2 separate regions of the Homo sapiens genome follow, and region 2 is linked to region 1. A link is a contact called in ENCODE Hi-C or POLR2A ChIA-PET data. All regions are on one chromosome and are shown on one strand. Each heading gives the region's core, a stretch centred on a gene start or an enhancer-like site at or near the end of the contact. The rest is flanking DNA. Distances are from core to core; before and after follow the strand shown.

What was found. Hi-C counts contacts between places; a loop is a spot of excess contacts on that map. ChIA-PET counts read pairs that join two places held with the same protein, here RNA polymerase II (POLR2A). Pooled maps may share reads with other maps.
Region 2: a loop to region 1 is called in a pooled map of ovary, with 2.9 times the contacts of the local background. The contact joins two enhancer-like sites. A Hi-C loop is called at or near these places in 4 of 50 pooled maps. POLR2A ChIA-PET finds 5 or more read pairs at or near these places in 6 of 52 experiments (H1, HEK293, HEK293T and 3 more).

The regions. Positions count from the first base shown.
Region 1 is chr6:21,477,380-21,483,949 of GRCh38, forward strand. No RefSeq gene overlaps it. Among named protein-coding and RNA genes, the nearest start is that of LINC00581, 31 kb to the right of the region's middle. Within about 2 kb of position 2,050, at least 6 of the 41 ENCODE cell types and tissues checked have a DNase peak (open chromatin) inside an H3K27ac peak, as active enhancers do.
Region 2 is chr6:21,584,644-21,591,653 of GRCh38, forward strand. No RefSeq gene overlaps it. Among named protein-coding and RNA genes, the nearest start is that of SOX4, 5.6 kb to the right of the region's middle. RefSeq lists enhancers at 1,964-2,496, 3,137-3,794, 4,562-4,661, 4,672-4,721 and silencers at 2,492-2,551, 2,692-2,771. Within about 2 kb of position 4,233, at least 38 of the 41 ENCODE cell types and tissues checked have a DNase peak (open chromatin) inside an H3K27ac peak, as active enhancers do.

The DNA of each region.
Region 1 (6,570 bases), core at 800-3,299:
CATTTAGCAAAAATCCATGTAAAAAGCCACACACTGACCTGTGGTGGCCTTGCTGATATACTCAGCACAATAACAAATACTTCCAGTGTCTCAAAAACAAGCCTTCTAGAAACATTCAGATTAGGTTCTGGCACTAGTCAGAAGGGTATGGAGGCAGAGGAATCTATGAGTAAGATTGGACATTCACAGAGTATTGAACCTTTTAATCGCCCACAAGTAAATGAATACATGAGTGAGTGAAGACCATGATCTTTAAGAAATGATTTATCTATTGGTAGAAAATCAGAAAACTCTCCCCAGTCGCTCTTGTTGGTTTCACCATTCTTTAATATAATTTATCACTGCCTAATTCTCAATTTTCCTTCCTAATACACGTATTAGGCCTTGCTTTGGTTCTCCTGGTTATCTGGTCACTGGGTTTCACATCCACATAATTAATCTCTCAAACTTTATCCCATACAGTGTATGCAGTGATCTCTATTGCTTTCTCAATACTTCGGGCTGCTTCCAATCACTTGTAGTCCAATTGTGGAGTCATTGCTTAACAGAGAAGTTCACTCTGTTAAGCAGACAGCTCCAGGTCATCTAGAACCTCCCTCCAAAACAGTTTTCCAGCCTCATTTACCATCATTCCTTACAAAAAAAACCTCCAACCAGGGCAAATAAGTGACTGTTTTCCAAGTTTCCATTTTCCAGGTTGTTCTGTCTCCCTGGAATAACGCTGTTTATCCCCATCCTTCTTCAGCCTCCCCTCCCCATCTCCCACCCAATGCATAAACACAAAACTGGAGTTTCAAGTTCCAGCTCAAAACACACTGCCCCTGACCTTCCAAAAAGAAACAATTCCACTGGTTTCTTCGGAAGGCATGACACATCTCATCTGACCGTATTTTCCATTGTGTTCTTAATTATCTGCATGGTAAGACTGTAGTTCTCCTCTCCCCAGAGCCTAACTCATGGCCTGAAATAGAAGGGAGTGCTCAATTCAGGGTTTAATGAAGGGGTAAATGAATGAATGGAAGTGAATAATGATAGGAAATATCCAAAACATCAGATAATCCAAAAATAATCTATATGTGACTTTGGAATGTATTTTATACACATTTTCAAAGAACATCAAACACAAAACTTCAAACGAAGTAATGAAGCCAGCCTGTGCAGATCCCAGTTGGGTGGGGTGTCCTGGAAAAAGGGTGGGAATCCTAACAGGAAAGGAGGAACCTCTCATCAGCCAACTACCCTTCCCCAGCCTCGTGGCTTATCTAGAAATCAGAGTGAATCCAAATGGCTTAGAGCTCAAGGGTACAGTGTTGGGTAATTCATAAATGATTGAAATGCCTTTAGAAATATAAGTGCTACATAAATGCTAAATTATAATAACACAAAAATAATCATTTTCCATTATTTTCTTTAGATATGTAAATGGCATACTCTTTTAAATCTAAAGTGGGTTCAAGAAACAGCAATAAGTTTAACACAAATGCACCAAACGATCATGGAAACCCATTCAGTGTTCTAAATGCAATTATCGTGCTGACCATCAGCCCAGAAAACAAATTACGGTAGCTAATGACAGGGAAGAGTAATCACAATGTTTTTAGAAAATTACTTGGAAACAACTTTGTCAACAGAGACCACTCAAATATAGCTGTAAACAGCTTAAGTAACAGAATAACACGGTGACCTATGCCCCAAGTGACAAGAAGAAGATGTAAAACATATTCTGGGTCCCAAATCACTGTTTTCTAAAGTGACTATGTACACTGTTTTTAACCTCAGTCTTTCTGGGTCATTCTAAATGTGGGAGAGATTCAAGTGCCCTTGAACATTCTGCTGTTTAGTAAGTCTTATCCTAGTTCACTCCTATACTCAGGATAAGTCTCCCTTTCTCCTCTCCTTTGCATTTTTTGTTATCTTTGGCATTCGTTTTTGAAAAACATGCGCCTCACTTGGAGCAAATCCATTAAAGCAAACAACCTGAAAACTTTCCAAACAGCCGGGACTGTTGTGATACGCTGGCATCTCTCAGGGCTTGCAGCGCTCAGAGATCCAGGCGGAAGAGTTTCTCGTTAGCTATAATAGCAACTGACATTTACATATCTCCGTTTTAATTCCCCGGAGACTGGTATAGCTCGAGTGTGCGATAAGCGAGTGGGGACACCGGGTGTAAAAGGAAAACCAGCGTGGGTGGAGGAGGGTCTACAAAATGAGGCCAAAGGACATGCTGCAAGCTTTGAGATTGAAATATTGTTCTCAGAGTGCTTTATTAGCAACAGAGCAAAATGAGGAATATGTGAGAAGATTGCTTGTATAAATTGCCACTTTTTCCAGAAAAGCTCAAGTATAACTCTTGCATTGCCTGTAATGGAGGAGTGAGCAATCCCTTGTAGTTTGTAGTTTCTTTTTGTTTGTTTGCTTGTGTGTGTGTGTTTTAAGGCAAAACAAGCACCAAAAATACATTTTGAAAAGAAACCAGGTTAAGTGAAATTATTTCTAAAATGTGTATTCCACATGTTTCTCTGACTAGACAGTGACCCAACTAGGTTAAGTCTTGCCATTGAGGCATCTGATGTCATTATGAGAGCCAACTGCCATGGAAAATGCTGGAATATAATTATGCCTGGCATCCAATATTAACTCATATTCAAAATGTTTTGGTCCGCTTGGGGTGGTTTTCCCTACCTCTGGACTTCACTGTGAGGCTGGCAAATGTCACTTTTTTTTCTCTTTTCTGGAGTGCAGTGGCGTGATCTCGGCTCACTGCAACTTCCGCCTCCCGGGTTCAAGCAATTCTCCTGCCTCAGGCTCCCGAATAACAGGGACTACAGGTGCGCACCACCATGCCCAGCTAATTTTTGTATTTTTAGTAGAGACGGGGTTTCACCATGTTGGCCAGGATGGTCTCGATCTCTTGACCTCATGATCCGCCTTCCTCGGCCTCCCAAAGTGCTGGGATTACAGGAGTGACCCACCGCACTCGGCTGCAAATGTCACTTTTTGCAACCCCATCCAGTTTTCAATTTACTGCTTCTCACATACTGTGGCCTAGAAATTCTAGCTTAGAATTGTGGCAAGAATGAGCCTCACTGGCTTTTAGTAAGAGGCTGTGAGTAAAGTGTGTAGGCTTTCACGTTTATTTTGCTTGCTAGTATCCTTTTCTTTTTACTTTTACCAGTTTCTTGACCACATTCCAGAGAGATCTGCTGACCAATAAGAAGGGTACCACTGAAATTAATAAAAGGTGAATTTTATGCTACAAAAAAATAGAAAGAATGAATAAGACCTAGTATTTGCTAGCACAACAGAGTGACTACAGTAAAAAATAATTTAATGTATATTTTTAAATAACTGAAAGAGTACAGTTGGATTGTTTCTAACACAAAGGATAAATACTTGAGGTGTTGGATACCCCATTTACCCTGACATGATTACTATGAATTGCATACCTGAATCAAAATATCTCACGTAACCCATAAATGTATACACCTGTTATGTACCCACTAAAATTAAAAGTTAAAAAAACAGAAGGTGAATTTATCACACAGAATTTAGACATCTCATAGAGATTTATATGAAATGCTAGGCTTACACGTAACTGTTTATCTCTATTCTTTGACTTAAAATTTTATATTTTTCAGGATGATCCCAAATGCTAAAATTATATTTATTTTAAAAATTAGGCCGGGTGTGGTGGCTCATACCTGTAATCCCAGTACTCTGGGAGGCTAAGGAGGGCAGATCACTTGAAGCCAGGAGTTCAAGACCAGCCTGGGCAACGTGGCAAAACCACATCTTTACTAAAAATACAAAAAAAATTAGGTATGGCGCATGCCTGTAATCTCAGCTACTCGGGAGGCTGAGGTATGAGAATCGTTTGAACCCAGGAGGCGGAGGTTGCAGTGAGCCAAGATCGCACCATTGCACTCCAGCCTGGGAGACAGAGCGAGACTCCATCTCAAAAAATAATAATAATAATTAACTTAATTTCTACATTTACACCTAATAGAATGAGTATGATTTTATTATGGAGAATTTGCTATATAGAGAAAAACAAACAAAAAATCATAGTCCTTATTACTCTGACACTACCTCCCTTTGCACTTTCCGACACTTCTTTCCAAATGCTTCCTAAACATGCATTTGGAAACATAGTTTGCTACCATCATCTATATAAGTTTACATCCTGTTTTTGAAATGTGCTATATCATAGTTATTCTCCTTATTGCTTTATGTCTTTTTGACTATCCTTCTAATGACTATAGAATACTCCACTGAGTAGCTATATAATCATTTACTTAACCATTACTGGACTTCCAGGTTGTTTTCAAATTTTTACTATTATAATAACTCTGCGATGAATATCTTCCTGAACATAGCTTTTATTTGTTTGATTGTTTTGGGATTATTTCTTTAGGAGTTCCCCAGGAGGATTCACATAGAAAAAGACTGTAATAATTTAGAACCAAGTCTTAAAAAAGGAAAATTCTGGATGGATATGGATACACTTATGGTCCATAAGTGTATTTCTTGTTTAGTGGGAAGGAAACAAAGTGGTTATTTTAGACACACACAAAAAATACTGCTCTGAATTAACAAGCAGGGGAGAGGGGACCACTGGGCAAGGCATGAGATACTATTTTGTTAGGAAAACATCTGGCTTCTTTGATCCCTATGGAACAAAGAAGTTGCAACAAAAATAACTAAATTATTTCATATAACAAAGTAGCAGAACACATTTTAGTCTTCTCCAGTGGGTGAGGAAGTCAAGGAGCCTTGGAATGGAAAGAAGAGAGGTAGGTAGGAAGAGGATTCTCTGGGTTCAAAGAAAGAGGAGGCTTGTCAACTTGCCAAAGAGAGGGAAACCAGGAAGAAATGCCTGGAGGGTTACAGATGGGCTAGGCACTTTTGCATAGAGATGTCTTCATTTGTTTTCAAGTTGCTGCCTATTCTATACCATGATGTGACCGCTTTGGTCCCAAGACTTTAGGGAAAGGTAACTATTCATAAGAGCTTGTGTTAGTGCAACCTCGGGAATAAAGCCTAGAGACTGGTCCTTGGAAATGGGGGATGGAGAATAGAGCAGCTGCAGGAAGGAAGAGGCAGAGTTTACTGGACACAGAAGTCAGGGTGAGAGACAAAGAACACCAGGAGGTTCCTGAGAATTCTTACAGATACTGGGGAAATGCTAAACCTACCCCATTACAGCATGTGGTAGGGGGGCTCAGATTTATATGGATGTTGAATGAAATAAGAACTCAACAGGTCAGTTCACCTCGATCCCCAGAAAGAAGACTCCGTAGTTAAAATTACATGATTAGCTAAGGCCTAGATGTCCTGAACCCACAAATTAGACTCTTGGATTGAAAGTAAAATGTGAGGGCCAAGAGCAGTGGCTCATGCCTGTAATCCCAGCACTTTGGGAGGCTGAGGTGGGTGGATCACGGGGTCAGGAGTTCAAGACCAGCCTGGCCAAGATGGTAAAACCCTGCCTCTACTAAAAAAAAAAAAAAATTAGCTGGGCATGGTGGCACGCACCTGTAATACCAGCTACTCAGGAGGCTGAGGCAGAGAATTGCTTAAACCCAGGAGGCAGAGGTTGCAGTGAGCTGAGATTGCGTCACTGCACTTCAGCCTGGGTGACAGAGCGAGACTGCATCTAAAAAAAAAAAAATAAGGAAAATGTTAACCAGCCATCCCATAAACCCTAGAACTGATATTTCAAAAGCTAAGTCAGTATGTTGTTTTTCTGGTGCATGCCTGAATTCGACTTCTGTATGGCTGATGTATTTACTTTTTAAAAATCTGTATTTTTGTTTTTATAAAAGGCATGCAGACGTTGCTTCCATGAGTCATCTACCTGTAACTAGTGGACAGAGTTGGCTGTCATGCCCCTGGAAAGGCTGCTCCTGCTCTCGAGGAAGCTTGATGAGCAGATGCCAAGTAAATGAGAAGTGGAGTCTGCTCTCAGAGTTGACAGCCCAAGTTGAGGATTTGACGTGTAAAATGATTGTTGTGAGTCCTCAACTATTTGTCTTTGCAAGCCAACAGAATGCTCTGTCACAGGGGGAACATCAGGAAGTCCCCTGATATTAGTCAAGATCATAGACAGCAACTGAGAGCAACTCCTAAAGCAGCTGGCATGCATTCCAGAGATGAGAAGTGTTGGGCTAGGGAGATGTGTTTTATGGCTCTGCTACCATACTTCTCAAGGACATGTACTGTTTTACAGTGGTAAGAGGGCTTTGCAATGTGTTAAGCAAGATACCATGAAATGTGTATGTGAATCATTGTTAATATATGGCAAATACAGGGGAAGTCCATAACGTGGTCCCAATGGTAGAGATTGCCTAAGGGTCAGTAACAAAGGGAAAGAGAATATTTACGTAGTTTAGACCCACCAAGGCACATGAGAAGGTAGTAGTCACTTGAACAAAATTCAGGCTCTGTCAGAAAAAAATTGGGAGATCTGGGATTCCAGACTATTTATAGGATGAGATATATATAAAAAAGTTACACTCACAAAGTACCTAGTATGTGGTAGACACTGTACTAGGTACTTAAATATTATTT
Region 2 (7,010 bases), core at 2,983-5,482, 110 kb after region 1:
AAGTTCCCCAGTATTCTCGTGTTACTTTCTATCTCATTTCTTAGGCCTACTAGTAATTATTTTATAATTTGGGAGTTCAAGTTAGGTGCATATATATATAGAATTGTGATATTTTCTTGTTGGACAAGGTCTTTTATCATTATATAATGTCCCTCATTGTCTTTTTAAACTGCTGTTGTTTTAAAATTTGTTTTGGCCGGGCACAGTGGCTCATGCCTGTAATCCCAGCACTTTGGGAGGCCAACACAGGTAAATCACCTGAGGTCAGGAGTTCAAGACCAGCCTGGCCAACATGGGGAAACCCCGTCTCTACTAAAAATACAAAAATTAGCTAGGTGTGGTGGCAGATGTCTGTAATGCCAGCTACTGGGGAGGCTAAAGCAGGAGAATCACTTGAACTTGGGAGGCGGAGGTTGCAGTGAGCTGAGTTCACACCATTGTACTCCAGCCTGGGCGATAGGAGTGAAAGTCTGTCTCGAAAAATAATAATAAACAAAAAAATAAACTTTGTTTTACCTGATATAAGAATAGATACTCCGCCGCTGGGCGCAGTGGCTTACGCCTGTAATCCCAGCACTTTGGGAGGTCAAGGCAGGTGAATCACCTGAGGTCAGAAGTTCAAGAGCCAGCCTGGCCAACATGGTGAAGCCCCGTCTCTACTAAAAATACAAAAATTAGTCGGGCGTGGTGGTGGGTGCCTGTAACCCCCGCTACTCGGGAGGCTAAGGCAGGAGAATCGCTTGAACCCGCGAGGTGGAGGTTGCAGTGAGCCAAGATCATGCCACTGCACTCCAGCCTGGACGACAGAGTGAGACTCCATCTCAAAAAAAATAAAATAAAAAAAAAAAGAATAGGTACTCCTGCTCGCTTTTGGTGTCTATTTGCATAGAATGTCTTTTTCCATGGGGTTATTCAATTTTAGCTAACTCCCATATACACTATGGGCATTGGTGAAAATACTGACTGAATTTTTAATAAAGATCTAGAGTCATTAAGAAAAAGTTACCTTCCTGCATGAACTTATATTTTGGCATCTATCAAATGGCATTGTAATTAATACAACTCTGACCTCTATTACTGCATAACAAACTACCCAAAGCATAGTGATTTAACGCAACTTATTAGTTCTCATAATTCTGTGGGGTGTCAATCTGAGTGATTCTTCTGTTGTACCCATCTGGAATCGCTCCTGTGGCTGCAGTCATCTGACAAACCAACCAAAACTGGAGAGTCCAAGATGGCCTCAGTCACATGCCTGGGATGCTGGCCTTGGAGGGGCACCTTGGTTTTCCCTATGGGGCCTTCAATCCTCGAGTAAGATCAGCTGCTGAAGGTAGTTCACAACATGATGTTTTCATGGTCTCACTGGAGTAGGTTCACAACACGACGGTTTCAATGGACAAACCCCAGTACATGGGCACTTGTGAAGTCTGTTTGTCTCATGCTTGCTAATGCCCCATTTCCCAAAGCAACTCAGTGACCAAATCCAGAATCAGAGAGAAAAAGGTCCACATAAAAGCACACGTACTAGGAGGACGATTTATTACAAGAATCTACCACATCCACTGTAAATTTAAGAACTCAGAATACAAGTAGCATCCTCATTATTTAGCGTTTGCCTGCCACCCATAGTGCATAATTCACACCTAGGCAGTAGTACTCCTAGGGAGAATTTTTAAATTTTTGGACAACATTTTGGGTGTTCTAGTGAAATACAGCCCTACCATGCATATTTGAAATGTATATTATCTTATTATAAATTACCTACTGTGTATTTCTCCTTTAACATTGTAGTTTGAACATTATGGTTTCTTTTTTAATTTTGTGCATAGTAAGTTACGTAATCCACAGATTTTATTTCAGGAGAGTAAAGTTATATTACAAAATATTTGTTACAATAAGGCAGCGGTTTGGGTCTGATATTTTTGAAATTAATGAGTTAAGTTTGAGTGTTTTAAGTACTAGCCTTCAGTTATTTTTGAATCGTGATAGCCAGATAAAGTGTCACTAAATTATTTTTTTAACTTGGAATGTGGGACAGGAAGGATGGAGTTTCATGCTTCAGGAAGCAGTGAAAAATCACAAAACCTCTGTACTGCTAGACCCAACACTTTTCCAGATCCCCAAACTATCTCTATCACCCTCCTTTCATGGCAAATTTGCATATGCATTATTGTCAGAATTTTGAACTTATTTTACAACCATATACACAGAATTCTTTTCTAGCTTGCTGCTTAACTGAACAGATGGTGCAGTTTCCCAGCCCAGCAGCTGGAGGGGACCGAGGATGCGCTCGGCACACAGTAGGAGCACCATAAACGTTGATTGACTGAGTTCATTGAGGCGGTTGACGCCAGGCCATCCACTCCCACGCGGTACTCTTATCTTTCTCCAGGCCCACACCCCTGGCCCGAGAGGCGGTAGCTGGGAGCAGATGGCGAGTCCCGGGTGCCAGGTGTACTGCACTCCAGGCGCGGTCTGGGGCACTGGGTTCTACGGTCCCTGCCCCACCCCTCCCATCCCTATGAGTTCCCCCAAAGCTGTCTGCGCCAAGTGTGACGTCTGACTACGGCGGGAACATGGGAGGGGAAGGGCTGGAAGAAAGGAGATCGGTTGCCTGGCGAGGGGGCCCGTGCGTCCTACAGTCGCTACCCGCCACGCACGCGTCCCTCTCCTCCTGACCCGCGTCACTTAGCAGCCAATGCGGTCTCCGTGCCTTCCCACTTCCCCGCAATCAAGCGCCTTTCTTCCTCCGCCTCCCCTCTTTCTGTTATCTGACATTTTGCTCTGCTTCCCTCTGCCCACTCCCCAGCGGGATTCCCTCCCTGGCAGACGCGCGCGCCCCAGCCCGCCCTCGCACAACCTCCAATAGCAGGTCAACTGGCTTGTAACGCTGGCTTAGGGTTGCTCTTGAAGTGTTTTTCCAAAAGCGAAATCACCCGCTTTCCCCCACGGGGCTAAAACTGTAATTGCAACAACGGGCTGTTGCGTTGGGGGTGGGAAGCCCGTCGGGCGTGCCCCACCTAGACCGCCTGCTGGGGCCACTGGGGTGGTTTTGCCGCCCCCTCAACCCCTGCCACCCCGGGTCGAGTAGGCAGCTCCACCCGGACGCTTGCGCCAGGGCCTGACTGCCGCGGCTGCCAGCGGAAAGGCAGAGACCAGCTGATCCAAGGAGGACAAAGCGAGCCGAGACCTTCCGCAGAGCTTGGCTTCCTCGTAACTGCGCCCAGGGCGCAGCCTCTCCCTGTTAACTACCTGCCATATGTTCCCTTCTCTCAGACCCGAAACCGCCTCCTACAGGTGCTGGGGACTGAATCTGGAGCTTCGGGCGCGGCCCTTGACAAGGGCGCCTGGCACCCTGGGGCGCCTCCGTGGCCCTCGCAAACTCAGAGAGCCCCCACCGTCCAGTCTTTCCTGCACGAGCGAGGGATCGAGGGAAGGCGCCAATGCACGTCTGTCCCTCCGTGATCCGCGCAGAAGGGACGCTTGAAGACTGGGGTGCAATGAATTGTCGACTTCCCTCAGCTCTCAGCCCTTTTCCTCCCCCCGCGCGCCGTGCACGCGCAGCCTGCTCTGCCCTTCTGAAAGAGACGCTGCAGCTGCGCTCTCAATGGGGCCTCAGCCTGCGGGGTCCGGGGAGGGGATGAAGTGGGTGGTTGCCCAGCCGGTGTACGAAGGTCGTGTGCCTGCCGAAGAGTGGGTCCCACACGCACAGCGCGCGCCGTACCAACCAAGCAAGGCTCACAGAGAGCATTTAGTCGTCCAGAGCAAAGGATGCTGGGCACTCAAGAGAGCAGGGGGCCAAGTGGCTGTCAGTTCTGGTCAGTGACGGAACTGGACAGCATCTCCAAGGGCCAGGGGATGGGGTAGGAGGACGGAGGAGCCAAGCTCCTGGGAAACGACCCCCCCAACCTATCCGCGACCGGTTGCAAATTCAAAGGAGGGCTGGGAGCCCGCGAGGGTGCGGGAGGTGTCCTCGCTTGGGCTGCGTCTGCGCCCGCGTTTGTGTGTGTGTGCGCGCGCGTGTCTTCAGCTCCTTCCCCGGTCGTAAAACCTAAACGGAAGACGGGTGTTAAAATGCTGCTGACAGGATCGCCTGAAACATGTTTACAGTAGGAAGGACTTTCCTCCAGAAAGCACAGTCTGAGTCGATTCCAATTTATTTCCTCCCTGTAACTGTAAGCGAAAGGAGAGGTTCGGCTGCCGCGGCGGAGCGAGGCTGAGCACCATTAATCCTTGGCGAGCTTAAGCCAGGGAGAGCGCCGTGCCTGCGAGACCGAGTCGCTGCGCTCCGGAAGGCGTTCTGCCTGAAGGAAACCTCTTTTTTTTTTTTTTTTTTTTTTTTTTTTTTTGAGTAGGGAGTGGCCTTTGCACTGGAGTCCTTAAGTAAGGCGCGTCGTTTCTCTGCAGCCGCTCTCGGAAGCCGGAGAAACTGCATTCACTTTAGCAAGAAGACAGGGAAACTGAAATTGATAATCCCCCGAGTTGGGTTACCTGATCCAGACAGGAAGCTGGTCTAGGCTTCCCCCGTCACCCGGAGCTCCTGACAAGTGAGCAGGAGGCGGCGGGTGGTTGCCCTAAACTTTGATTTATGAAAAAAAATCAGAATTCATCGACATACCCTGTTACTCGTTGAGCGTTTAAGCCTCTAACTAAAGAAGGTACAGTGGTAGGGAGTGGTAGGGGGGTCGGGAGAGGAGGAAGGGGGAGAAGAAAGAAGACTGACTATCCCCACGATTTCCTACCTCGCCTCGCGGGCGCAGGGAGGCTCAGCGATGCCACCTGGCGGCTGCTTCTCCCCAGATTGGGAGCCGGCTGGCTGCAGACAAACCCAGGCTCTCCCCGGGTGCCGTGCCTCTGCCTCTAGAATAGAAGCAGAAGCCTGTATTCATGCTTGCAATCCAAGTGGCCCTGCAAACATTCGTCTTCTGCTTGTTTTCTTGAGAAAATCGAAGGAAAGGAATAATGAGTTGGCATTGGCATGAACAGCTTAAGCCTACTGTGTGCTAGTCACTGGTTATGAGAGGAAAATGGTACAATTGTTAGAAATGCAGGTTTCTTAACTCTTAGCTTATTCTAGTGATAAAAATAAATGCTAGGTTTCATTTACCCCAGAATCCTATTTTGATATTTTGCAAATATGAGTTATTTCCATATATTATTTTTCAATGCACGCACCCCCACCCCCATTACGCGCTGAGCCCAGTTACAATGCAATGTCATCAGCCCAAAAGGATGAAGTGCAAGTTATGTTTGTCTACTTGACTGAGAAGTAAATCAGCCTCACATGGAGGCTTCTTTTCCATAAAGTGTGGAACCAAAAAAACTGGCGCCTTTCAGTTGACAAAGGCCAATGACATCAGATTTCCCAGGGCTTCTTCCTTGTCAGGTAAAGTAACAACTACACAGTTTTTCCTCCTCTTTATTTTATTTGAACTGAATACTTGTCAGGTCTGACTAGCGCCTACAATCATAGTTTCTATAACCAAGGCAAGGCAAAATCTTGCAAATCAGTGCAAATCCAGATTTGTTAAACTAATTTCCATTCAGGTCCCTCCCTCCATGCCAAAGGAATATATTAAGCAGTGGAATAGAATCTTATTTCATCTATGCCCCATACCATTGTATGGATGTGAGATTTTATGTTGTGTAGATGTGTGAGAGCAGAAGAAATGCATTAGCAGATATTACACTTACATCTCAAATGGAATTCCATCATTTAAGGGAATAAAATAAAATACCTAATTCAAAATTGGAAATGTCTAACATCATTGCTAACAAAGACAGTTTATTATTCTAAACCAGGATTTTTTTTTTCTGCAAAATTATCTTGGCTTTCTCTTAATACAGCTAAAAGACTAGCATTAAGAATTACTTCATGTACTGCAAAGCCAGCAGAGGGAACACTGCGTACTGATTTAGTAGGGGCCACCAAATATCTGGTATTTGGGGAAAAAAATGTCAGTAATGGAGAACTGATTACAGAGCATATGAAGTTAGGGAATGAGAAGGGAGAAATCTTTTCTCATTATTTGGTATTGAGAGGTCCAACACATTCCAGTGTGCACACACTTAGTTGGTCACAAAGATGACTTTAATAAAAGGGCATTCGTCATATGTTTTCTTACATTCTAAGAGAACTAACCCATTAGAACAGATCTATTTCAGAAGTCTAGGCACTTGTGTAATATATAAATATATATGCAGTAATTATAAAGTCAATGGAAGTTACTGATACCATATTTCATCAAGTCTAAGAGGAAATTTTTCTTTTCATTTCAACTCTTCCTGAAATAAGGAGGCATCCTACATCTAGGGGGATATCACAGTTTCATTGGCAGCTTTCTTCCTTGGTGGAATGTAATATAATGGTGTGTCTTAAAATTTGTTGGATTTGTTGAAATACAGAAAATACATGTAACAAAAGAATGAGGCCAGTGGCTGTGTTTTAGTACACCCTTTAAAAAATCCATGTGTTTTAAGCAGAAACATATATGACTGCTTTAACTTCCACTCTTCCCTATCATATTCGATGATGGAAGCATAAATGACTGAGAAATATAATCAATAATGTTGATACTCAACTTGACTGAATTATCAAACTAGCTACACCCTCAAATCATTAGTTAGTACAAATTCAAAAATAAATATTCTTTTTTATTCTAGTGAAAATATTGATCTTATAGATAATAGCCCTCTTAAAATAATTTTTTTTTGTCAGATTGGTAACATTTAAGGATGTGTTTCTATGCACACCAGAGAAAATGTAGTATATAACACAGCAACACTGTTATGCAAAAAAGGTGCCTGTGTGTTTTTGGTTTGGGTTTTTCTTTTTTTAAGGATTTGTTTCTCCTTTTTTAAAAAAATTATGTAATACAAGTAGCTAATCGTCAAAAATTATTTGCTTTTACCCACAAAAACAGTTTTGCTTGTGGTTGATCCTTACAGATCCAGTCAGATGGCTACATAGGGTGTTCTTTCCAGTAAAATTCTAAGTCTGACAACCT